Linked DNA regions of Homo sapiens: region 1 is linked to region 2. Evidence: read pairs that join two places in POLR2A ChIA-PET (ENCODE). Cell type or tissue: A673. All regions are shown on one strand. Links, peaks and the distances in the headings refer to the core of each region. The heading gives the core; the rest is flanking DNA.

What was found. ChIA-PET counts read pairs that join two places held together with the same protein. Peaks named below come from ENCODE experiments on the same cell type or tissue, not always from the same donor. Only the 100,000 strongest peaks of a DNase experiment are listed, where the experiment ranks them.
Region 1: POLR2A ChIA-PET joins it to region 2 with 5 read pairs; 2 of 35 experiments call an interaction of 5 or more read pairs at or near these places.

What each region holds. Positions count from the first base shown.
Region 1 is chr10:110,624,544-110,641,046 of GRCh38, forward strand. No RefSeq gene overlaps it. Among named protein-coding and RNA genes, the nearest start is that of RBM20, 12 kb to the right of the region's middle. RefSeq lists an enhancer at 12,570-13,121. In A673, for the core only: no CTCF peak of the experiment used is centred there; a DNase peak (open chromatin) is centred at 12,728.
Region 2 is chr10:110,843,099-110,853,914 of GRCh38, forward strand. LOC124902499 (a long non-coding RNA gene) reads right to left here. Exons shown (of 2, transcript XR_007062287.1): 2 at 7,542-9,843. Among named protein-coding and RNA genes, the nearest start is that of PDCD4-AS1, 22 kb to the right of the region's middle. RefSeq lists enhancers at 1-9, 20-79, 230-279, 640-799, 2,789-3,288 and 1 more. In A673, for the core only: no CTCF peak of the experiment used is centred there; no DNase peak of the experiment used is centred there.

The DNA.
Region 1 (16,503 bases), core at 10,902-14,901, 210 kb before region 2:
CCCACCTCAGCCTCCCAAAGTGTTGGGATTACAGGCATGAGCCACCACGCCCGGCTGACCTGTTATCTTGAAAATTGTCAAGATCATGAAAGTCAAGGGAAGATCAAGGAACTATTCCATCTTTCAGCATTTAAGGAAGCTGAAGAAACGTGACAACTAAATGCACCATGTGATTTGGAGCTGGATTCTTTTGCTATAAAGAAAATGATTGGGACAACTGGCAAAATTTTGTCTGAGGATTAAAAGAGAGTAATGCAACTATGTGAAATCCCTGCTTTTGAAGGTTGTATTGAGGTTATGCAGGATAAATCACACACTAGAGACCAACCTGGGCAACACAGGGAGACCCTTGCCTCTCTAAAAAAAAAAATTAGCTGGGCATGGTTGGGCACATCTGTGGTGCCAGCTTCTCAGGAGACTGAGGTGGGAGGATCTCTTGAGCCCAGGGCTTGGGGCTGCAGTGAGCTGTGATTGTGCCCCTGTATTCCAGCCTGGGTGACAGAAAGGCTTTGTCTTAATACTCCCCCACTGTCCTCATACCCCACCAACCTCCAAAATAAAAAAAAAAGTCAGTAAAGTGTTCAGGAATAATGAGGCATCAGGTCAGCTTCTTACTCTCAAATGGAAGAAAAGAAGTTACTTGTACTTCCAAAGTTTCTGTAAGTTTGTGCTTATTTCAAAAATCTTCAAAAAAGTACACATAAATGATACATATTTACTTCTAGATTTATTTATATTCTCTATATAAGAAATAAATATAGATAAAATACATACAGAAATAAATTCACACTGAAACTTCCAGTTCCAGTTTCACACCATAGAATTTATTCTCATTTTCTCCCTTTACATCTTTGCAGCCCATTTCTCCAGTGGCAAGAATTCTGGTTTCATTATCCTGAATGTGTTGCCTTCTTTGATTAATCCCTCTGTATGTGACCAATGTCCATGTCCTCCACTAATCCTTCCCTCATCAAACACTCTCCTCTCCGCTTGGGCCCCAAATCCCCCATTCCAGGCCACCTGTCACCTACGCATAGATGCTCTCATCAGCTCGGGAACTCAGCCTCCCCACATGTGGACGCCCTCTTCACTCCACTTGGACTCTGACACCCATGCTAGGCTGGGCCTCTGCCCCTCCCAATGAATGTTCTCCTTGCCCCACCCGTTCTATGACTCTCCATATTGGGCCACCACTTCCCCACACCAGCAGATTCCCTTCTCACCCCACTTGGTCTCTTACCTTTCGTGCTGGGCTGCCCCTCCATGGGACAACTGCTTTGTCCTCTTCCCATTCTGATTCCCATGACTTGCCACCTCCCAAATGGATGCCTCCTCACCCTCCACAGACTCCAACACCCTCACTCTGGGTCACTGCAGTGTTATCCTCCCCAGTCCCCACCCCCATGAATTGTTCAGCAAGGAAAGGAGAGGGAAGGAGAAGAAGCAGTTTCCCATTTTCTTTTTTTTTAGTAAATGAAGAAACCGAGGCTTGGAAAGGCCACATTACCAGCCTGAAGTCAGACAGTTGATAAGTGATAGAGATGGAATTTGAACCCAAGAAGTCAGTCTCCAGAGTTCCTGCTCAGGCCTGCTATGCTGTGGCCTGTTCACAGGGCGCCCTTGACACCACTGCTGCCTGAGTTGACTCAGTTCCAGCCCTATGAGTCTAAACTGTACGATAGGTGTTATTTCATTTCACAAATGGGAAAACTGAGAGTTGGAGAACTTAAGTACCTTGCCCAAGGCCATGCAACCTGGAAGCAGCCTGGATTTGACCCCGTGCCTTTTGGACTCCAGACTTATGAGGGTAATCACTGTGCCAGAGGGCCCAGAGGGAAGGCAGTTGACTCTGACTTTCAATTCCTGTCTCATCCCAGGAATATCTGACTCAAGGCAGGGTCCTTGTCTGACTTTTGGGGGTCTCCTGGCTCACTCTCAGCTGACTAAGGCAGTGTGGCTCAGAAGCAAGTACATGCAATTTGAGTCTTTGCCACTTACTTGCTGTGTGACTTTGGGAAAGCCACCCAATCTCTGAGTAGACACAATAATGGCACTCTTCTGGGTGGCCATGAGGAATCAGCGAGAGAGCAGGTCATTTGCTTGGTATGGGGCCTGGCCCAGGGTGGGCTTTCAGTAAATGGAAGCTCTTACTGTTGTAAAAACAAACCTCAGAAGGCAGTGAGGGAGGTCTTGTCCAGCACCTAATAGAGAGAAGGTGTCATGGAGAGTTCAGAGGCATGGAGACTAGGAGTGGGTGGAGAGCCAAGAGCTTTTACCCTGAGTTTGATCATCAGGCCATGGAGGGTCATTCCTTTACTGCCTCCAAGCAGGAGTTCTTAATTAAGGCAAAGCAAATTATTATTTTGTTTGTTTCCTTTTTTTTCCCCCAATAAGCCTTTTGCACTCCTAAGACAAAATAAATAATTACTGGTACATTTTATTAGGGTCATCAAAGGAAGCCAACAATCTGTCAGTGGGATGTGGAATGCAGGAAGCACTACCTCCAGGGACACCAAGGTGTTGTTGGAGTTGGCTTCCCTTTTTCGGGGGTGTTAGAGAGGTAGAGCTGAGACCAGTGGGATGAGCTGCTCTTGTGGGATGGGAGTAACTTTCACGAGCTCCTTCATGGTTCCAGCTTGTGGGGCCTGGGCTCACCTGCATGCCCCAGACCTGTTGGATAGTGGTCTCAACTTTTCACTTACTCCTTCACTGACTCCCTCAGCCTGAGGATTCAGGTTGACCATCTAAGGATCTGGGCTCTTAGCTGCCCAGACAGAGATCTCCAGATGCCAGGACCCTCCCAGAGAGAGGCTGGACCCTCTGGTCCACTTATTGCTGGTGCCCCCAAGAGATTTGCATACGAGGAAAAGATCACACCCTCCAAATTCAGACAAGCCTGAACTTGAACCTTGGCATGTGTGTGCCCTAAGCTAAGTTTCTTCACCTTCCCAGGCCTCAGTTTCTTCATCTATAATGTAAGGCCAAGTCATGCATACCTTATATGGGTGTTGTGAAGGTTAAGTGAGTGTCCTTCGTTATTCCATAAGCCAATGTTTGTTGAATGTTTGCTGTGGTTAATTTTATTGTTTTCAAATCCTGGCTGTGCTCCTAATTGGTTGAGTGACCTTAGAAGATCTTGCTTTAACATCTCCTATAGTATGGGTCTGGTGGTGATAAATTATTTCAACTTTTGTGTCTGAAAATGACTTTATTTTATCTTCGTTTGGAAGTTATTTTTGCTAGACGTGGGATTATAGGTCAACAACTTTTTTTCAATACTTTAAAGATGTTACTCCAAGTCTTCTCACTTGCATTGTTTCTGAAGAGAAATCAAGAAACCTGCTGTCATCTTTTTCTTTGTTTCTCTGTATAAAATATGTTATATATAGAATATGTTTTTTAAAGATGTTGTTTTTAGAGACGTTTTAGATTCAAAGCAAAATTGAGAGGAAAGTACAGAGATTTCCCACATACTCCCTGTCCCAACACATGAATAGCCTCCCCCATTATCTGGTGAACATTCTTCACTAGAGTGGTACATTTGTTAGAGTTGATGAAACTACATTCATGTCTATTATTTTCCTCAATCATTGTAATTTTTATCACTACAAGTTCTATTTGGATCTTTTTATATATCTTTCATGTTTCTACTTAACTTTTTAAACATATGGAATGCAGTTTTAATCATGGTTTTAATGCCCTCTACTAATTCTAACATCTGTGCCATTTCTGGGTTGGTTTTAATTGATTATTATCCCCATGATGGATTGTGTTTTCCTGCCTCTTTGCATGCCTAGTAATCTTTGACTGGAAGCCAGACATTGTGAATTTTACCCTATTAGGTACTGGATATTTTGTATCCCTGTAAATCTTGAACTTTATTGAACTTTGTTCCAACTATTACTTGGAAACAGTTTGATGCTTTTAGATCTTGCTTTTATGATTTTTAAGGCAGACTCAGAGAAGTACTCAGTCTTAGGCTAATTACTCCTCAGAAGATCTTCCTAAGGCAAGATCTTCTTGAATACACTACCCATTGAATTTGGAGTTTTTCCATTCTCTCTGGTGGGAACAGGTATTATTGCCGGTCCTGTGTGAGTGCTGAACACTGTTCTCTCAGATCCTTTCAGATGATTTTTCTCCTGACCTCACACACGTGCACTGATTAGTACTCTGCTGGATATTTGAGAGGGACCCTCTGGAGATCTCTGGGTTTCAGTCTCTGTGCAGTTCTCTCCCCTCTGGTACTCTGTCCTGCGAACACTTGCGTCTTGGTCTTGCTAGATTCTCAGCTCTGTCGCCTCAAATCAGAAACGCTACTGGGCTTTAGTTGCCTACACCCTACCACCCCCCTACCCGCCCCCGCCACCCCCTACCCCCAGATTGTGCCCTGGAACTCTTCTCAAGGCAGTAAACTGTAGCAGTAACAGGGCTCACCTTGTTTGTCTCCCATTGTTCAGGGATCATGTTCTTTGTTTCCTAATGTCAAGTGTCTTGAAAACCATTGTGTCATGTTTTTCTGTTTTTCTTGTTGTTTCTGGCAAGAGGGTAAATCCGGTCTCTGTTAATCCATCGAGGCCAAAAGTGGAATACTCTTTTTTGTTTATTTATTTTTTTGCCAAGATTCCTACTTGGTTCTTTTTCATTACTCACCTGTTCCCTTTTTTTCTGCCTATTTCACCTTTATTTTGTTCTTATATACATATTATTTCTTAGTTTGAGCAACTTAAACATATTTTAAAGTATCTGTCAGATAATCTTATTATTTTAATTTTATCTGTATTAAATTTTTCTTCCTGTTGTTTGATTTTGTTGGCTTTTTTCTTAGGGTTAGATTTTTTCATTTGCTTAAAAATCTTGTTTTTCAGGTTCATTTTCAGTAGTCCATGGAGATGTTCATTGTGCTTTTGAGCAAAGATTACCTTTTTTCCCCATATTTCATCTATTATTCTTACATGCTTGGAGCAGCAGTAGTTCTTCAAAGTATAAACTTACAAAGCAATCTTTAAAGTCCCAACATTCTATGTTTATAATCTGGTGTTGTAGAAAGGTTCAGGCTTTCAGTAGGCCAAAGCTCTAGTTTTGAATCCTGGCTCTGCCGTGTGCTCCTGTTCAAGTTTTTGAACTTCTTTGAAATTCAGTTCTCTTGTTCCTAAAATGTGCATAATGCCTATCTTGTATTATGTAGAGTTTTTATGAGGATTAAGTGAAATTTCCTGGCAGGGTTTCCCAAATGTTGTTGACTTTGTAATTGAAGCTATGATTGACTCTCCCATGCAGCATGAATGAAACAGAGAAAGTTGACACTGTGCCAACAGGTGCAAAAGAAGCTGCTGGACTTTTAAAACAAAAGGACTCCAAATACACCCAACTGTTTACATTTAGCATGAGTGGTCCCTGATCCAACTTCTGTCTGTGTATTCTCAGAGGGAGTGGGTAGAACACACAGAGGCAAGGAATGCGTGCTATTTCTGGAGCCAGAAAGCAACACATCCAGCAGCAGGAATAACCTTCGTGGTGCTGATCAGTTGCTATGACTCTGTAGATGCAGAATTTAACCAGCCAAGACCTGTGTTTTTCTTAGCCTGGGGATAGAGTCAAAGAAAGGCTCATGTCATTCGGAACCAAACTGCCAATACTAATAATAGGCTGGGGCCTGTGGGTGGCTTAGGTATGGGAAGTGGGAAGCTAGAGCTAGTTTTGAACAAAAAAATGCCTCAGTTGAGCCCTGGTGGTATGAGGATGCTCTCCTTGGGTATATATATTTTACATTCCTGGGTCTTCCTGTCTTCCTTCCAAACCAAGAATCCAGCGCGGTAGATTTGTCTCCACTTCCCAGTCATCTCCAGGTTCTCTTTGTGGGAACCCACTCCCTGGGCTTGCTCCCTAGATCCTCTCTAGGGCTGGCCACTCTGACTCTCTGAAGTCATGGGCAACCCCATACTGATTTTCACTCCAATTACTGACTCCCTTTTTGTACAGAATTTCCCTTGTGGCCAGTACACCCATCACAAGGATACCAGAGGGGAAAACTAAGGCAGGACAGAACTGGAAAAAAGTAGGTGACTACTTTCAAGTCACTTTCACATTTAGAAATTTATTTGATTGACTGAAGACCTATAAAGCAAGTACGATATAATACTTATTTTTACTTTATTAACGGGGCTCAGAGAATTGGTAATAAACCCAGGTCACTTTGACTTTAATGACAAAATAGAAATATTTGTGATAGTTATTTTTATAGAAATAGAATTTGAAATTATAGAAACTTTGAAGTTGTAGAATTATAGAGCTATCATTTTATAAGCTCTAAAATAACTATTTTCATTCTGTTTTTTTCTTTCACCTACTATTATTGTAAACAACAACAAAATGACTGCCATTTATGAAACACATGTTCATATTGGGCACCATGCTAAATATTTTACCTATTTTCTCTCATTTAATTATAACAACAAACCAATATTACAGATGCTGCTAGCCTCATTTTCTGGATGTGGCCAAAAGGAGTTTAAGTAACTTTTCTATCATTTGGCATTCTTACATAATTGTCTTCTTAAGTTCCTACATAATGGTTACAATTATCATTTTTAATTGCTATGTACTAATAATGCCCCTAATTCACTTAATTCCTTCTGCCTTGTTAGGTATAATGATTAAAAGAGCTGGGAGACATTCATTCATTCATGTATTGAACAAGTATTTAATTAGCACTTGCTATGCTATCATATGCTGTGTTATATCCAGGGAATACAATGGTGAGTAGGACAAAAACACTCACCTTCAGAGAGCACTCACAGTCTCATGGAATATGTAGCCAGCAAGAGGCAATTAGAAGACAGGGTGGTGATGAGGGCAGTTCTTGTTGCTGTGGGAGTGCAAAGCAGGGAGCCTACCTCATCCCAACAATGTCAGAAGAACAGCTATCAATTAAGACGAGAAAAGTAGAATGATTTGAATGGCCACTAATTTACCATATGCAAAACCAATGAGGGTGCTATGGTTTGAATGTTTGTCCCCTCCAAAACTCATGTTGAAGTTTAATCCTAAACGTGGCAGTATTTAGAGAGGTAGGGCTTTAAGAGGTGATTGGGCCTTATGAACAGGTTAATGAATTAATGGGTTATCATGAGAGTGGAACTGGTAGCTTTATAAGAAGAAGCAGAGAGACCTGAGCTAGCACACTCAGCCCCCTTCCCAAGCGATGTCCTGCACTGCCTAGGGACTCTGCAGAGAGTCCTCACCAGCAAGAAGGCCCTTGCCAGATGCAGCCCCTTGACCTTGGACTTCTCAGCCTCCATAATTGTAAGAAATAAATTCTCTTTCTTTATAGATTCCCCAGTTTCAGTATTCTGTTATAAGCAACAAAAAACAAACTAAGAGGGCCACCAAACACATACCACCCATGATGCTTTAATGGAACTTGGGTCTCCAGGGATCCCAGGAATTCAGATACATTAGGATTTGGAGCCCCAAACTATTTTCATTTCCATTGTTATTTTACCAAAGGCTTGTCATTCTCTAGGCCAAAGAGGCCTAAAACAGCATTGTTCATGTCTTCATTGTTCTGATGATGATGATGATGATGATGATGGTGGTGGTGGTGGTGGTAGAGGTGCTGGTTTTGACTGCTTTCATTAACTGAGCATCTCCATGTGTCAGGTACTTTATAAGTGTTATTTCACTGATGTTCACAACAGCCCTATAAGGTGTTATACCTTTATTTTTTTAGATCAGGAACTAAAACAGAGAGATTAGATAGCTTGACTTGCTCAAGCACAGCCTGCTAATAAACAGAGAAGGAGCCAATTCTCTAAGCATAGGAGTTATATCATTTAGATTGTGAGGAACAGTGAGTGTGCTGGATTTACTCTAAAGGTTCTAGTGGTGGGTTCAAGTCTCTTTCAAGTATAAGCGGAATTTGATGCATTGTTGCTTGCTTGAAGATGGTGGAGCCACTTGAGAGGGAGTGTAGTGGCCTTAAGAGCTGAGAGAGGCCTTCTGTTGATAGTCAACTAGAAAATGAGGACTCCAGTCCTACAACCACAAGAAACTGAACTTGGCCAACAACTTGAATGAAGTTGGAATCAGATTCTCACCTAGAGCCTCCAGATAAGAGCCCAGCCTGGCCAATATCTTGATTTTGGCCTTGTAACATCCTGAGCCGAGAACCCAGTTGAGCCATTCTGGATTTCTGACCTGCATAACTGTGAACAAATAAATGTGTGCTCTTTTAAGCCCTTACATTTACAATAATCTGTTACACAACAGTAGAAATGTAATGCAGCAGCTCTTGCCACATAGTCACTTGATGTTCCATGGTTGGCAAGATCAGAGGCTCTGTCTCTACCAGGGCCAAGTCACCCACTAGGAACTATTTTCCAAATGCTGTAAATTTCTGCTGCACATGTCATGACTTGCTCCAGAGCTCTAGGTGTCTACATTGTGATCCCCCTACTGGGGCTTGTAATAGATTCAATATGTCTTTCCTTCCATAAATGCCTCTCATGCTATAGGATCCTCTGTGTCACATGGTCCAGGTAGCAGAGTTACTCATGCCCAGCCTGGACTTTCTGCAGAATCCTTTCCCAGGCAGTGCCTCATTCCAAGAAAGCTGACAGCATTTCCTATCACTTGATAGATGGACCAAGGCAGTATCTCTATGTTTCCTTTTGGATGATGGATGGTATAAGATGCAGTGAGCCGAGGTCACATCACTGCACTCCAGCCTGGGTGACAGAGTGAAACTCCCCCTCAAAATAAATAAATAAAATAAAATAAAATAAAAGTAATAATTTATTCATTTGACTTCCAAATATGAGGCTCAAAAGTCAATCCACTGGAATACAAGAAGAAAATATTAGAGCTTTTGGTTTTCTTTTATCCATGTCATCAAAAATTTTTCAAAGTTTTGCTAATATTTCACATATAGATTGATCCTGATCCTCACCCAGTTTACATCAGACACTTATAAGAAGACACTCACATCGTACCAGCTATTCAGAGGGGAAAGTAGAATTTTGAAAGGGGAAAGAGGTTGATAAGGCCACTGCAAAAGATTTACCTTTTACTTTGGAGGGGATGACAGACCCTAGACCACTGGGTCCTTACAAATCCACTAATGTGCAAGCTCCTGAATCTTCATGAGGTTTAAGTTCTCACCCTCTGGAGTACAGACTTCCAATATAATTCTTGCTCATCCGGTATTAATACGGTGTTATAAAAATAGAGGACAATTGGCTGGGCACAGTGGCTCAGGCCTGTAATCCCAGCACTTTGGGAGGCCGAGACAGGTGGATCACCTGAGGTCGGGAGTTCGAGACCAGCCTGGCCAACATGGCAAAACTCCATCTCTACTAAAAATACAAAATTTAGCCTCCTGGGTTCAAGTGATTCTCCTACCTCAGCCTCCTTAGTAGCTGTGATTACAGGCACCCACCATGCCTGGCTAATTTTTGTATTTTTAGTAAAGACGGGGTTTCACCATGTTGGCCAGGCTGGTCTCGAACTCCTGACCTCGTGATCTGCCCGCCTCGGCCTCCCAAAGTGCTGGGATTACAGGCATGAGCCACCGTGCCGGGCCTTTTCCTTGTCTTTTTAACTTTCCACACAATGCCAATGTAAGAATTCATTTTAATACAATAAATGTATATATAAGGATGTAAACATATATAATAAATGTACATATTAGGAAAGTCAGCATCTTAATAGATAAACACATGAGATCAGAAAAAAGGCAAAGAAGCCTATATATCCACTACTATTATTTAACACAATCGAGATATTAATCAATACAACTAGACAAGAGAAAACTATTAGAGGAATACAAATTGACAGGGAAAAAAGTAAAACTCTATTTGTAGATAACATGATAGAATATCTGGAAAACTCAAAAGTTGTAATGATAAAACTAAAACAAGCAAAATAATTCTGTGCGTATGCATGCATTATTTTATGTATAGATTAAATAATATAGAAATATAAATAGGCAAATATACATTTATATTTATATAAACAATAACCAGTTAGAGAAGATAATAAAAGAGAAAGCCTTACTTATTATACAAACTAAAGAGCATAAAATATTTAGGAACAAACTAAGAAGAAAAGTGTGAATTGTGTGGGAACTCCAACATAATACCTTAGGGAGTTGTTGATCCCATATCGTGGCACTAAGCATGGAATAAATGAGTTAGATAGTCACGAATAAGAAAACATGGTATGTAATAGACAAACTTGGCTCTCAACATAACCACCCATAGAACGACTTTAGAATTCCGAGGGTCTTACAAGCCCAGGTACTATGAGGATGGTGCTTAGTTCCAGGGGAGGTGCTGTGGGTGCCAACTTCCGGCTTGGCTCGTTGCCCGTCTGGCTCCACGTCTCTTGTCCCTCTGGGCTGTGAGTCTGGCAGCTGGTGTCAGTGTGATGATTTGCTTGGCTCTGTCCTCCCTCCTAGTATTACTTTTTCTGTAACAAAGCTTTTGCTTTGATCTGCTGCAGTGTCAAGTGTTTTATTTGATACCACTAAAACCACCAAAACTTCTCTGAGGAAAACTTTAAGATACTCCCTAAAGGCATAAAAGTAGACTTGAACAAAGCAAAAGACATCCCTTGTTCTGTGATGGGACTAACTCATCATCGTAAAGGTCTAATTCTCCTCAAGATAATATATAATTTTAACAAGATCTAATAAAAATACCACGTATTTATTTATTTAGAGACTGAGTCTCGCTCTGTCGCCCGGGCTGGAGTGCAGTGGTGCGATCTTGGCTCACTGCAACCTCTGCCTTCCAGGTTCAAATGATTCTTGTGCCTCTGCCTCCTGAGTAGCTGGAATTACAGGCATGTGCCACCACATCTGGCTATTTTTTTTTAATACCACATTTTTTTTCTAGAAAATTGATTGCAGAGCTCATACGGAAAAATAAAAATGCAAGAAGAGTTATGAAAACCCCCAAAAAGAAGAGCTGTGAGAAGAAAGAGTTCTTGTCAAATAACAAATATTATTATAAAGGATCTTTAATCAAAACTAATAAGTAAACAGGAAGACTACTAGGAAAAAAATAGAAAGTCCAGAATTAGACATAAGTACATATGGAAATTTAGCGTATGATAAAGATGGTATCTTATATCTTGCAGGAAAAGCCAGCCCTTTCAATAAGTGGTGTTGGGACAACTGGATGGCCATTTGGAGAAGATAAAATTGGATCCATGCCTCACACTGTGCACCAGAATGAACTCCAAATGAATCAGACATCTAAGTGTAAAAAAATTAAACCATACAGATGCTACAAAAAACATGAGAATTTAAAAAATAATCTCAGTGTTTAGAAGCTTTTTCTAATTCCGATTCAAAATGCAGGTGCAACAGAAGAAACAATTGATAAATTTTACTATATAAAAATAACATTGGCATGGCAAAAACAATAAGAAAAGACAAACAAGTAAAACAATAAGAAAAGACAAATAATACACCATCTTTATCAAAGGTCTAATCTCCCTAATTTATAAAGAGCTCTAAAAATCGAGGGGAAAAAGACATTAAGAAAACAATATAAAGATGGGCAAAAGGGACAGTTTAAAGATATACAATGGGCCAGGCATGGTGGCTCACACCTGTAATCCCAGCATTTTGGGAGGCTGAGGTAGGTGGACTGGTTAGGACCAGGGTCCTTACCAGTCCACTAATGTGCAAGCCCCTGAATCTTTGTGAGGTTTACGTTCTCACCCTTTGGAGTACAGACTTCCAATATAATTCTTGCTCATCCAGTATTAACATGGTGTTACAAAAATAGAGGACTATTGGCCAGACTGGGTGGCTCAGGCCTGTAATCCCAGCACTTTGGGAGGCCGAGGCAGGTATCTTTCCCCCTGGGATTTATAAGTGCAGAAGGTGACTGACCTCCTGACCCAGAGTAAGCTCTTTTAAGGGACTGTGTATTATCATTACTGAACGTTCCTAATGGAAACGTTCTTTTCCCCCTGGGATTTATATGTGCCGAAGGTGGCTGACCTCCTGACCCAGAGCAAGCTCTTTTAAGGGACTGTGTGTTATGATTACTGAATGTTCCCAATGGGCAGTCCAGTAATCACAATAAAAACAGCCAATGACAATTTACTGAGCCCCAGTCATATGCCAGATGACACTGGCTTAAGTGCTTTACATATAATCCTCACGGTAACCTCATGATGTGGACACTATTATTCCCATTTCTCAGATGGGAACACTGAGGCTCAGGGAGGTAGAGTAAGTTGCATAACATCATGTGACTAGCAGACCTTGGGGCTGGATTTCTAAAGGAGTCATTCTGACTCCAGAGTCTGGGCTGAGAGGAAGCGGGGCAGGGTCTTCTGTATGGGGTGGCCCTGGGATGACCAAAGGGGCCACACCAGGAGTGGCATTAGTCTACTCCCAGCCAGCTGCATGGGTGCCCACTCAGTGAGGTCAGCACATTGCAGGCTCTCACTGTTCCTGGCGTCACTCTGGCATGCAGAGGCCTCCGGTGTTGCCTTCCATAATGGTCACCTGATCCTGGAGCTGGTGGGCAAACAGCCTGAGATGTTTATTCTCTGATGCCCAACTGGCTTGACAGGCGGGGTGATAAGAGAGACAGAGAAGGCAACTGGGGGACAGGGTGGATAAAGGAGTCCCCTGCCTCTGAGAAGTGCTGTTTTCCTTGGCTGGGGCCTACAGTCACACCACTGGCCTCTGAATGACAGTGACATTCCCCAGGGATTAAGCACGACTTGTGGAAGCTGGGTCTCCACAGGGGGTGCAGAGCCCCACGGAACTTCAGTCATGCAATTAGCTACCTCTAACATTTCTCCCACATTCATTTCGTACCTCCATCACTTCCCATCCCCCCTCCAAAAAAATTCAGCTGCAACTTGCTTTATAACACACAGTAAGATTGTTGTATTATGTGTCCTGGAAACAGCAAATGAGAGAAAGTCATTCTCTGGCTCTTTGGAAGCATAGCTCAAAACTCCTCTTTTCCAGGAAGCCATGCCCAGGTTAACCCTCCCCCTTGCTGCTCTGGGCCCCTGTGATTCTGGACGCAATCTGCAGTTGTTGATTTGTCGCCAGGTACCGAACAAGCGGTGGCAGAACAGAGCTCTAGCCACCCGGGGCTCGGAGCAGTGATGCTTTTAGGAGAGGCAAAGATGCTGATGTCATTTGTGGTTGGGATAACTGCTTTCCTGTTCAAGGACATTGGATGTATACCTAAAGCTCTAGAACCACGGTTTCCTGACTTCCAACCAACTGCACTTTGACTACAATACAACACCTGCAGGGCTTATTAGAGGACAAGAGGCCTGGCTGATAAATTCCTGACCAGAGGGATGGAGGCTAAGCCTTTCCCTGCAGCCAATGCCGGAAGTTCCCAGTGAGTCGGTCGGGCAGAAAAGAGCCTCCTGGGTCATGTCCTCACTTTTCCTCAGCTAAAGTTCCCTGACTGTCTCCTTCAAATTCAGATGTGCATCCAGTTCCATGAGTAACCACATTATTTTTAAACAGCATCCTTCAGCCACTGTCTCTCCTGGGTTTTCAGGGAGTGGTGACCCTTTGTGAAGCCAGGACAGGATTTTATTTTCTGATTGTTTTCAAACATCTGCAGAGATTCCATGGACTTCAAAGTCAAACAAAAATCATACTCTGGTCGAGGCACCAGCCAATAGGTCAAGCTGAGGTAAATATTTCTACCTCGGGGGGTAGAAAAGAGAAGCCGGGGAGTGTGGAGAGATGGGAAACCAAGGGATGGGATATTGGAGACAGCAAAGAGGTTCAAACGCTGGAGATTTACCAGAGGAGTGTCCAGTCTCAAAGCCCCATTATATCAAGAAACAACATACAAAGTAGTTTAAAGCTCAATGCTAGGAGTAATGGAAACTAGGGTTAGATCCGCAGCTCCTCTGCTTACTAGCTGGCCAGGTGGCTGGACTTCATGAGCCTTTGTTTCCTTATCTGTAAAATGGGTATAAAAAAACCAACCACCTACTAAGGTGACTGTGAGGACTAAATGACAAATATGTGCTCAAGACAGCCTGGCAGATTAATACTCAAGAAACAGAACCGTTGGCTGGGTGTGGTGGCTCCCCTGTATTCCCAGCACCTTGGGAGACTGGGGTGAGATTACTTGAGGCCAGGAGTTTGAGACCAGCCTGGGCAACATGGCAAAACCCTGTCTCTAGAAAACATAAAAATTAGCTGGGCAGGCGTAGTGGTACATGTCTGGAGTCCCAGCTACTCCTTGGGAGGCTGAGGCAGGAGGATCGCTTAAGCCCAGGAGTTCAAGATTGCAGTGAGCCATGATCGTGCCACTGCATTCCACCCTGGATGACAGCCTGGGTAACAGAGTGAGACTCTGTCTCTAAAGCAAGAAATGGCAACTGTTATTATTAACACCCAGATAACAGTTAATATCTTATGGCTAAGATGATCTATGATAGACTGCTTCATATGTATTCATAATTGTCAGATTAGTAGCTTATAACTGTGTCAATGTGACTGGTAGCAACTTAATGATTTACTTATTTAACTGTCTCTACTGGAGTTGCTAGGATAAAAGGACAGTGTTTAAGACTGGACAATATATTATCCAGTGTATTTCTCCTTCATTCCTTCACATGAATTTTTGCTTTAAAAATAAAAATTTTGGCCGGATGCGGTGGCTCATGCCTGTAATTCCAGCACTGTGGGAGTCTGAGGCAGGGAGATCACTTGAGGTCAGAAGTTTGAGACCAGCCTGGCCAACATGGTGAAACCCCGCCTCTATTAAAAATACAAAAATTAGCTGGGCGTGGTGGCAGTTGCCTGTAATTGGGAGGCTGAGGCAGGAGAATTGCTTAAACCCAGGAGGTGGAGGTTGCAGTGAGCCAAGATCGCGCCACTGCACTCCAGCCTGGACGACAGAGTGAGACTCCATCCCAAAAAATAAATACATAAACAAAAATCTTATTGATGTACTAAGTGTTGTTAATGATTACTAGTTGAAAAAACAAAATTTTAAGTTTTGTTGTCACTGGTTAATTTAACAATGACATGTGTTCATAGCAAAAACTCTAATAGTATATGTACTTCAATAAAAGTTTATTTCAAGTATTCAAACAATATAAAAGGTCATACAAGGCCTTGTATCCTAATTTCCAGAGGTACTTACTGTTAAAAATTACTTGTATAACTTTTCCAGAAATGTTCTCTTCTCTTTGATTTTATAGACATTTAGTCATACTGCAATACTGTTGAGAAACTTGCACCTTCTCCTTAATAATACACCTTGGGTCTCTTTCCCTAGCAGTGCATACAGACCTACCTCCTTCTTTTTCAGGGTTACATTGTACTCTTTTGTAGTAGAGACCATCTTTTGTAAGGCCACCCTTCTGTGCAGCACTTTGGTTGTTTCTAGTTTTTGCTATTATGAACAATGCCACAATAAACTCCCTTGTCCATGTAGCTTTGATTATTGCTACAAATAAACCGAGAGTATAAATTCCTAGGAGGATAATTGCTGAGTCAGTTTCCCTTGTTGCAATTTTAGTAGTTCCAATTTGGGCCAGGAACCATGGCTCATGCCTGTAATCCCAGCACTTTGGGAGGCTGAGGTGGGCGAATCACCTGAGGTCGGGAGTTCAACACCAGCCTGACCAACATGGAGAAACCCCGTCTCTACTAAAAGTACAAAATTAGCCGGGTGTGGTGGCGCATGCCTGTAATCCCAGCTACTTGGGAGGCTGAGGCAGGAGAATCACTTGAGCCCAGGAGGTGGAGGTTGCGGTGAGCCGAGATAGCGCCATTGCACTCCAGCCTGGGCAACAAGAGCGAAACTCTGTCTCAAAAAAAAAAAAAAAAAAGTTACAATTCACTTCCAAAGAGTTGCTGCAACTGACACCTATAGTATATGAGAATGTCTGTGTCATCAAACTTTACAAAGTAAACTGTTGTTAAAAAATAACAGTGATAGTATACATATGCTGAACAGCCACACATACAAATCAGCTCATCTGCAGAGATGAATGCTCACAATCAACTGAGAGGTAAGCTATTATATTTCCCCTTTGAAGAGGGGACAGAAGGTCACAGTGATTCAGAGCAGGGTCTGAATCTCAGCTCTGCTATTTATTATTCCAGTGACTTTGGGCAGGTTCTTCGAGTTTCTCCAAAATGGTGATATTAAATGAAATAAGGTTTGAGAAAACTCCTAGAGCCAGTGCCTGGATTATTTATTAACATCATGGGACAAGCCAGAGTGCCAGAGTCCCCAGTAAGTTTGAGAATGACCCTAGTATAATAGAGACTTGGGTTGTATTTCCACCCTTTTCTACCACCTCCCACCAGGTTGCATCATTTCTTTGAATTTTCTTATTTGTAAGGGTCAGTTTAGATATTTCCTATTAATTGACCGATGTGAAAAGATATGAGTAGCAGAGTTGCATCACAATGCAGGTGGCATTTTATATTCACAGCAGCATCACAGCAAAAGAAGACAGGTAAGATCTCAG
Region 2 (10,816 bases), core at 1-4,000:
GGGCAAGAGAGGAAGGAGGGCCCCGGGGGCTGCTCAAGTTCCTCCTGTTTCAGGGAGGAGAAGAAAGAGAAGCAGCTTGCTTTCTGCTCTCAGGGGACTTGGGGACAAAGGGGAGTGATCAAAAGGGGATTTCCCACAGCCCCAAAATGCTAGCCGGATTGCACTTGTGACCTCTCCTTCCTGAGTGAAACTAGATTGTTGACTTGCCTGCCACCTGTTTCCAACATGGAGTAGAGATGTTGCACATACATGATGCCATGTGTCCAGATTAAGACAACAAAAAATTATAAACAAGGATTGAAGAAAGTTGGAGGCAGCAAATATATGGTCTGTAAGGGCTCATACAGCAAGAGATGTGACTAGAAGCCTCCTGGGAGCCAAGGCAGAAAGAAAAAAAAAAAAAACATGCTCTGTCCTTAGGCTGGAGAGAGCATTCCAGGTTATCTGGGGAGATTGTTCTACTTGACTCTATATTCTGGAATAATTCTCCTGAGGGACAGTACAGAGGTACTGAGAGGTGTTGGAAAAATCCTTAGGGAGCTCACAGCCCAACATTGGAGAAGAGCATAGTGGGAGCGGGGACACTGGGATGGCTTCTGGTCTGTGTGAACTGGTTCCTGATGTTGGGGCAACACCTCCCAGTGTCCGAAGGCCTGATCCTTGCTCACACCTGCCCAGCCACCTGAGAGTGAGTATGCTGGCTGGAGTTCATGAATTTTTGTTTGGGTTTATTTTCAAGCTCTGTTTTTCAAATTTCTCTGTTAAGTGGCTGAACTTCCAGGAACCAGTGTTCACAGGCCAAGGAGGAGGCCACCATCATCTCTACTACCTGAGTGCCCTGCCACACCCACCTGACAATAGAGAGCTCTAGGGTGGGGCCCCTGCTCTTTGGATTGTTGGGGGAAATAAACCTCTCCAGCATTTATTCTTTGGGGTTACCCCAAACGGATGACCACAGCCAGGAGGGAACAAAGCCTGACTGGGAAGTGCTGATTCTCTCTGGCAGTTTGGGAACTTCCCCTCAAACCTGTCTGATAAGGAGCGGCCTAGGGAGGAGGGGTGCAAAAGGTGTGCCCCGTTTGCCCGTGAGATCTCTCACCATCACTGTATGCAAGCCTAGGAAGAACAGAGCTTTCTGGCTCAGGGACAGATCTCCATGCTGGGAATCAGGACCTTGAGTTCCTGGGTCAAATCCACAATGAACTCATTCTGAGATGTAGGCAAATGTTTACCTTCTGTTGCTTCGGTTTTCCCATCTGTGCATTTGATGTGTGCCTTGTGCGTGCCAGAGGTTTTTGGGAAGAAAATAAGAGTGGAGACTTGCTGTCAATCACAAGGTGGGGGGTGGTCACTTCTCTACCTGAATCTCCCACATGGGCCTGTGGGGAGCTATGGTCCTTATTACCATCCTCCTGCCCCCAGCAGGGGAGCCTACCCATGAGGCAGGCTTGCTTGGGGTCGGCCAGCCTGGTCTCTGTGGTTTTTGTCTCCTGGGCTCCTCGTATGGCTTAGCTTGGCCCTCCACCGACCCTACTTAATCTTGCCTCCTCTCCACCCACCTTCTCACCCCCACAGCCTCCATTTGTGGTTCAGCTATGCTCAGTGCCTCGGGGGTTCCCAAATAGGCCCCTTCCAGCTCCTTGATTTTGTAAATGGTTTTCCCACTGCTAGGAATACCTTTTGGCCCTTTCTGTCTACCTGGAAACTACGACTTTTTTTTTTTAACATTCTACTTAGGTGTTGTCTTCTTTACGAAGCCTTCCTTGACTTCTCTGACCTCCCTGCAGGTATTGCTGGTCCCCCACTGTGTCCCAGAACACTTTGTACCCCTAGCCCAGACACACACACAAAGGCCCCTCTTTTTTTTTTTTCTTTTTTTTTTGAGGCGGAGTCTCACTCTGTCACCCAGGCTGGAGTGCAGTGGTGCCATCTTGGCTCACTGCAAGCTCCGCCTCCCGGGTTCACGCCATTCTCCTGCCTCAGCCTCCCGAGTAGCTGGGACCACAGGTGCCCGCCACCACGCCTGGCTAATTTTTTGTATTTTTAGTAGAGACGGGGTTTCACCATTTTAGCCAGGATGGTCTCGATCTCCTGATCTCGTGATCTGCCAGCCTTGGCCTCCCAAGAGGCCCCTCTTTTATAGCCCTTATCATGTTTCCTTGTTATCTGTTTATAGATTTGCCTCTGCAGTAGTCATTGAGTCTCCAAGGTCAAGAAGTGTATCCTGCTTCCCCTGTGCACACTGGTATCCCCACTACAGAGCAGATACCAGTGAATGTTAGTTGAAGGACTAAGTTATCTGTTGCTCACTTCTGGGACTTGCTGGAGCAACAGAGACCTGAGTCCTAAGTCTCTGCCCAGTCACACACTGCCCAGGTACCAACCCATGGTACCTCTGCCCAAGTACCATGAGGACTGGCACAGCTGGCTGGCTCTAGGAGCAGGGTGGGTCCTTGGAGCAGTGCCAGGGAGCACCCTACCCGCCCACCACCTTCCCTCCCCCTACCCATCCTTCCCTTCCCTGGTCCCCCTACCCCAGGGCTGGCAGTTGGCTCTGAAAGTGGATAACACAGCCCTGCTTATGTTGCCCAAAGCTTGGCCTTTTAACAGCTGGCTTCTTCTATAGCCACAGAGCCAGGGCTCCTGTGTAGGCTGCATCTCTGTGTCCCCAGGGGCATCTCCTCCCCAAACCTGTCTGTCCTCACTCTGCACCTCCACCTAGCCAGGCCCACCCAGTTCTCTAGGACCTTCCCAGGCAGAGCTGAGAACAAAGCAGGGTTTATGACAGTTCTGTCAACACTGGGTAGATGGCCTTGGTTCACCCTGCACTTTGCAAACCACGCCTGCCTGACTGCCTGCCTGATGCCCACACCTATTCAATGCCTCCAAAGACCCAAGGGCTGCAGGGAGGCTCCTGGCACCTTCCTCTCTTCATGTCTAAAAAGCACTGGGAGACTTGGGTCACTGAGTGGGAATTTCACAGCCCTGGAAGAGAGAGACCTTGGTCTAGATTGATTAGGCCAGCCAGATGATTAATAATTAAACTTGACCTGTTCCCAGACACACACATACCCTGCAGCCAGGAATTACCAGAGAGTAGGGGCTGAGAAGGAGGCTTTGAAGCTTGGCATGGGACCAGCTCTGAAAGCCCCCAGGGAACTAGGCCTCTTAGTCTCAGGGGTTCCTCCCCACCTATCCCAGGTCTACAAATCCACCTCCTAATAAAACCTTACTGACTTTTTCCACAGGCTCTGAGCTCAGAGCAGGCCTTTGGCAATCCCTAGGGTGCAGGCAGCCTTGGCAGCTCTGCTCTGGGGTGGGATTTGCAAAGCAGTTTGGACTTCAGCTGCACCTGTGTTGACACACGATTTCTTCCTGAGCTCCTCCTGAGCACAGCCTCTCCCCTTATTTATATTCCCATTGCTGAGCACCCAGCAAAGGGCATGGCACACTCAGCATACCCAGGACTGGCTTCTTGCATGATCCTGTCACAGCAACAGCGTTCAGCTCAGAGAGGTGGGAACTGGCCAGTCAGGGTGCAGCCCACCCACATCAGCAAGAGCCTCCTGAGCTCTCCCAGGGGTCTTCTCCAACCATGAGAACACTGAGACTCCACAGCTGGCTGCTGGACACTATAGGGGCCAAGGACCCAAACACTAGGGTGCAGCTGGGTGGCCAAAGTGGGGCTCCCTTCCTCCCTCTCTCTGTAGACTCATCCTCCCAGCTTTTCCCTTGTTTTTCCTAAGGTCCTGGGGAAGCATGATCTTCTCCCCGTAGGCTGCCTTCCTGCTGCCCCTTCCTCCTTCCAGCTCCACATTTCCCCAGTTATGAGGCTTCTTCATCTGGGGGAGGCCACTCATCAGCATGTTGTCCAGCCTTTTGTGGCTAGTTTTTACTTCAGGTGTGGGGATAGGTGTGTGACTTCGGCCCCTCTGATGCCTTGGTCTCGAGCCAGCTAGGCTAATGCAACCCTTCTGCTTTGGGATGAGACAAATCCCCCAAGCTCTCTGCAGCCCAGATTTCCCACCTGAGACAGCCCAGCCAGCCCAGGAAAGCCATATGAACCCTATGCTGCCCATCCTGCTTCTTCCACTGAATTGCAGGGTGACTTGATTGGGTCACTTCCTTTTCCCCCTACCTCCCCTCCTCACCCCCAGGCCTTTTCCTCTCTGGAAATGAGACCATCATCCTGGCCCAGCCTCCTTCCCTCCTGGTGTGACGTAGCAGAGAAAGACATCAACCTATTATTTAAACACGTGTGTGCAAGTGCCTGTGTCTGTCCACATGTGCATGTGTGCAAGTGTGTATGCGTGCATATGAAGCTCCCTGAGAGCTGTCACGTTTGGCAGTTTCAAATCTGAGCCTTCCCGGGATGCCCCATCACAGGTAACACTCCCATCCATCCTGGCCCTGGGCTGCAGCCGCTCTATCTGCCTGTTTCTTTTGGCTCCTGGTTCAACAAGTATTCCTGTGGGACTATGCAAAGCCTCTATCTCTTTCCTCATCCTTGCTAAAGAAAATTTTAACTGCCAAGCATTTACTCCTCTCTCTTTTTCTTATTAAGTAGAGCAGCTCAATCAGCAGGGTTGGGGAAGAGCCAGAGGAGCGGGGCTGGGGAGAGGCCCACCAAGGATGGTTGAGATGGACTTCCAGAGAGAAGAGGAAAAAGCGGGGGAGGAAGAAAGAGAACACACTCTCACACTCTTTCTGGGGAAGCAGTCAGGGATGTTTTGAGGTGTTTTGGTGGAGAGTAGAGAGAGAATGTGAGGCTTCTGGGTTAAATCTCCAAAAAAAGGAGAGATTTAACGACATGTTGCTATGTATTGCATATCTGATCTCACTTTATGTTCTTTGAAAGATCCGAATAATATTTTTCATCTAAGAGGGCATCAATTGTAACTCTCTCATCTTTATTTTTTGTACAATTAAGAAAGAAAACGACACAGTCAATTAAACTCTAACACACATTTGTTAAATACATCCTAGTTTCAGGAATGTTAAAATGTAAAAAAAATTGTGTGTATTAAAATATATGGATAAAGTTCTTTTAGATTTTTTAATACACAACATGCTGGGACTGGACTGCATGGGGCTCTTAAACTTCTTCTGCTGACAGTCGTGCATCTGGGTCAGGTCCTCTCCTCCTCACCCTGTTTTCACCCTGTAGCCCTCATAGCACCTACTGCATGTGCCTGCACATAAGACAAACTCATTTAAGCAGTTAAAGGTTGAGCAATCACGTATTCTCAAGGGGCTGTAGTCAAGTCCTCTCCTAGTCTTCATAGATTTTTTTTTTTTTCATTTTAATGACAATCTGAAAGATGGGTAGAAAAATAGGTACATGCAGCCAGGCACAGTGGCTCACAACTGTAATCCCATTCCTTTGGGAGGCCAAGGCAGGCAGATAACTTGAGGTCAGGAGTTTGAGACCAGCCTGGCCAACATGGTGAAACCCCATCTCTACTAAAATACAAAACTTAGCTGGTCATGGCGATGTGCGCCTGTAAACCCAGCTACTTGGGAGGCTGAGGCAGGAGAATCACTTGAACCCAGGAGGCAGAGGTTGCATTGAGCTGAGATTGCACCACTGCACTCCAGCCTGGGCAAGACAGCGAGGCTCCATCTCAAAAAAAGAAAAAAGAAAAATAGGCATATGCACAGAACCATATCCACACATTCCCCCATACCCATACCATAGTCTGGACATCTGGATGGTCAAATGACTTGACCCCTCCACCCCCCACACCCACCCATGTATGTTTAGGTTTACGATAGCGTTGGTGCCCATAGTGTATTGATTGCTCTGATTATCCCAGGCTCTTGAGGAGAGTATTGATGGAGACTTAGTACACAAAGAACATATTTGTGCATGCAGAAGGCAGTGTGGTTTGCAGTGGTTTAAGAAAGAAATGTCTTTAGAGACTGGGGACAGATCAGATTGCCTGAAGGGAAGGAGGTTTTATGGCAGAGCCCTTAAAGACTTCCATCATCTGAGGGATATGCAAAGAGCCTGAGAAGCAGCGGCCAGAGAATTAGGAGGAAATCTGGGAAAAGTATGGCATCGAGGACATCTGAGAATGAGAATATTTCAGGAGTGAAGAGTTTTGTTTACTAGAGTTGAATGCTCCTGATTGGTTGTATTAGTTCAGTGTTTCAGTAATTCTGAGAGTAAGTAAGTAGATTCAGAGTGTTAAATGGCAAAAGTGAAAAAGCTCAGACAGGTCAAATCGCATTTGAGTGAGTGCCATTTTTAAACTGCAATGGCTGGTGTGACATAATGAATTTCCATTGACTTATGAATGGTCTAGAGAATCATTCTCCATCCCCAGCTTCTAATATCTGAATCCCTTTTGCCTTGATCTATCAGCCATGCCTGAAGACCCACTGGATTCCAATTCCTGAATCAAGTCTGGCTAAGATAGGGAACATATAAACAGTCATACCCCAACATTGTTGATGGGAGCCACAGAGAGAAGCACCTGCCCTTGCAAACACACATAGTACCCACCACTGCAGACACACACACAACCTGACCAAACCTGGGTCTGGTTGCCTCATCCTGCCTGCTGGGCTAAGCCAGACTGGCTGCAGGACATGGTGCCCTCAGGGGCAGGGATCCTGCCTAAGAATCTTTTCATCACCTTTAATCCATTCTCCTGCCTGGTGCTGGCCTCAGGTTCTCCCAGGAATAGGCCCAGCCACTAGCCTAGGCACTAACTTCTTTTACCCTATTGAACTGATGTTTTACATAAGTTATTTTTGCCTGTGCAATATCCCTTCCCTCTTGTTCCTGCAAGAAAACCACTGCTTATTGCGGGAACCCATTCCCTGTGATTTGCATGGGCCCATCTGTCCTGTCCTTCCCAGAGAGGTGTTCACATGATCCAAGCCTGATTAATCAGAGAACCTCATCCTCCTCATCACAGCAATTGATTCAGGATGAGGAACATAATCCAAATGGGCCAATCAAAATGTTCCCTGTGATTTTGTCAGTACCATCAAAAAGACACACTCTAATTCTGAGGTTGCTAGCTGTAAGTCAATGGTTCTCGAAGTGTGGTCTGCAGATCCCTGCATGAAGTCAAAACTATTTTTATAACCACATTGAGATTTTATTTGCCTTTCTCACTGTGTTGACATTCACACTGATGGGGCAAAAACAATGGTGGGTAAAACCACTAGCACCTTTGCTGTTCTGTGGGAAAAAGTGAGAGGCTAGGAGGCTGAGCGGTAGTCAAATGAACGCTGTGCTGCCCATGCTCTGCCCTGTAGTTACAGAGATCATGTCCACTGTCATACAGCTCCAGGGCACCATGTAATATGGTAGTCTATGAGAGTGGTCCCATCAGAGTTGTTCAGTGCACAACCTACATGGGTGTGCCCAGTGGTCCTGAGAGCTGTGCTCTCCAAACTATGTTCCATGTGACTCTGGTGCCACAAAATACAACTCACAAAAGAATGCCACAGTTAAATAAGCTTGGGAAGGCTGCATTCTATATACTTCTCTCTTGAGACTCTCAATGGAAAGCCACACAGAAAGGTTTCACAATCAAGTAACCTGGTTATTTTATTAACCCCTGTTTTCCCCAACTATTTCACCATGCAATCATTTTAATTCAAGAAATATTTATAATGTACCATGGAACACTGAGCTTTAGCAAATGCTCTTAAACACCATTACAAACTTCATGACAGCAGAGACTGTCTTATTTTCTGCAGTGTGCAGTATGCTCATGGCCTGATACGGTGCCTGACACATGAGAGACCCTTGAAAAATTTGTTGAATAGATTAATGAATCCATGAATGATTGATGCTTTCACAAGTATCTGATCTCCTTAGTATTCTCTATATTTACAAAAGGTGAGGTCCTTGTAGTGCATTATTTATGTTATTTTGCCAACACTGAACTCTGTGCTGTGGTCAGTTGTCTTCCCAAAATGATATGTTTTTCAGGATGCAGTGAGATTTTATGCATTTGATTATGTTCCCTCCGTGAGCGGGGCTGGGCAAGCACAACTGTTTCCCATTACCCAGCCTCTCTGAGGCCGCCCTTCTTCTGTGGTTTGAGGTGGAGAAGCAGCACAGGCAAGCCCTTCCCAGCGGTTTTTGTGTGGTTGACAGAGACCTAATGCCAGCTTTGGAAAAGGAAAGGCCTTTAGCAGCTCTGACTCTGCTCAGTTGGGAAATAACGAAGCCCCTGGGACGTATTCTCTGGAGTTGTCAGGCTCAGACTTGTGTTTCCTTCTTTGAGAAGGAAGGGGCACCAAGAACAGGAGTGAAAGTGTCTTGGAAACCCCAAGGTTTTAGAAAATGCAGGACTTGGAAGATTGAGGCCAGAAAGAGAGAGAGCGAGAGAGAGAATGAGAATACTTTACTCTCTAGTATCCTCAAGTGCAGGGGCTGACAAACTACAGCCTGAAGCCAAATCCAGCCCACTGTCTGTTTTTGTGCTGCCCTCAAGCTAAGAATCAATAAAAAAATTAAAAGAATATTTTATGACATATGCGAATTATATGAAAATCAAATATGAAATACATAAAATCTCTTTACACATCAGCATTAGCAGATGAACATTTGCAATTGATTTTAATGATAGAACACTTTGAGCCCCAACTAAGGAAAATGCTATTTATGAAAAAAGAATTTTAATCTTCTTATTAGGAGATATGTTTTATCTAAAAACTGTATTCATTATTATACTTTGAACTTCACTAATACAAATATCATAGGAATTTGTTTTCTCTTCTGCTTTTTAAGTACCTATATCATAACCTCGATTTTGCCACTTGCCTGGGAATCCCAGATTTGTTTTGAGACAGAGTCTCACTCTGTTGCCAAGGTTGGAGTGCTGTGGTGCCATCAGGCTTATTACCCTGCCAGGCTCAAGCAATCCTCCCACCTCAGCCTCCCAAATAGCTGGACTATAGGTACTTGCCACCATGCCCAGCTGATTTTTAATTTATTTTGTAGGGGCGAGGTCTTACTATGTTGCCCAGATGTACTAGCTGATTGCTTACAGAAAATGTCTGCCAATCCCCGCTCAAGTGGATTATCTTCAATGACTTAAGCTGTTTTATATGGCAGGGGAAAAGGGAGCCTAAGTAGATTCTTCCTATATTCATTTAGTCACCAGGTTCTTCTAGGAGTCTTCTATGGTCCTGAGTGTGCAATTGGTGAACAAAGCGGACACATGGACATGGTCACTGTCCTCAGGGACTTTACTATCCAGAGGCAGGTCACTGGAAATTGATCAGCCTGCATGTACATGTCGATAGGATGATGAGTCAAAGTGAACCCTGACAGCTTTGGAATTTGAAGTGTGTCAGCTGGTCAGTGAGTCACATTGCCCAGGGCACGGCTACCTAGAAGTGCTCTGTGTGAAACCTACCGGGAGGAAGGATCAGGTGAGTGCCATGAGACCAGCAGGGGAAAAGCCAAGTCCAGGAATGTCAACCAGGATAGGGCTGCTCTGTCATATTGATTCAGGCAGTTGGTCAGAGAGTTAGGCAAAAGCAGCACCAGCACATGAAAAACAAGGTGGAGAGCGGCATCCCAGGGCAAAGCTGCCTGCTAAGGCCTTCTTCACATTTTCTGCCTAGGGTAGCTAATGAGACGCCTTAGCCTCTAAGAGCTCAAGACTCCTGAGCACAGCAAGGGTGCAGGGATGGTCCTCTCAGGAGGCTAAGTACTTCTTTGTAACTTTGTTTCATTTATAACTTTGTTTCATTTCTTTGTTTCATTTGTAGCTTCGTTTCATTTCTTCAGATTAGAAATTTTTTTTTCCTTATGGCTGCAGCCTTTAGAGGAGTCCACAGTAATCGCCTTTTGTCCTCTCAGAAAATCTGTGGATAAGACAACAGGCACATCATCTTTCTCACAACTTACCACTGAGGAAACGGTACAGAGAGGAAGAAAAAAAGCATCCCAGAAAGGCAATCTAGATCACTCAGTGACTACCGCCTAGCACCTCCAGGAACAGAGGCAAAAGTTGAAAGCAGGGTGTGTCCCCAGGACATCCCTGCAACTCACCCTTTCTCCTCTGCTTCCAGAAACATCCAAGCAATGCCTCTAGGGCTAGTCATAGACTTAATCTTGTCTGCCTGGGTCCTTAAGATCTCAGATAGAATCCTGTAAGCTATTCTTGCTAACCCTATACCTCGGGAGCAGCCTAGCAATGTGAAATGAACATGGGCTTTGGGGCCGAATGAACCTCACCCAGAGCCTGGTTCTGCTACTCAGTAGCTCCATTATTTGACCTTGGCAATGACAACTTCTATAAGCCTCAGTAAATTTACATACAAAGCAGAGAGAATACTTTCAACTATAAAAAATGCGTGTAAAGAGAAGAGTCTTCTTCCTCACCAATCCAATACCCTTCCCAGACTTGTATTAATAATGCTTTGGTTCAAATACCTCCAGATTTTCCCTAGGCTTATACTGACACAAATATGTATAGATATAGATACACATGCATATTTTCACAAGCTACATATTACTGTACATATTGATCTGACACTTGCTTTGTTTCTATTCAACAATATGTGTATATCATTTCAAGTCAACACAGATAAAATATTGTACTATTCAGTGACTGTATAATATTCCCTAATATGGATAAATGATAATTAACACAACCTACTGATGGATGTTTTTCTTGGTTTAAATGTTTTTCTATTACAAATCTTGCTGCAATGGATGTACAGGTTTATGAATCTGTGTTATTATTTCTGTAAGACAGAGTACTGAACATGGGGTTGCTGGGTCAAAAAGGACACACATTTAACATTTTAGTAGATTCTATGAAATCACCTTCCT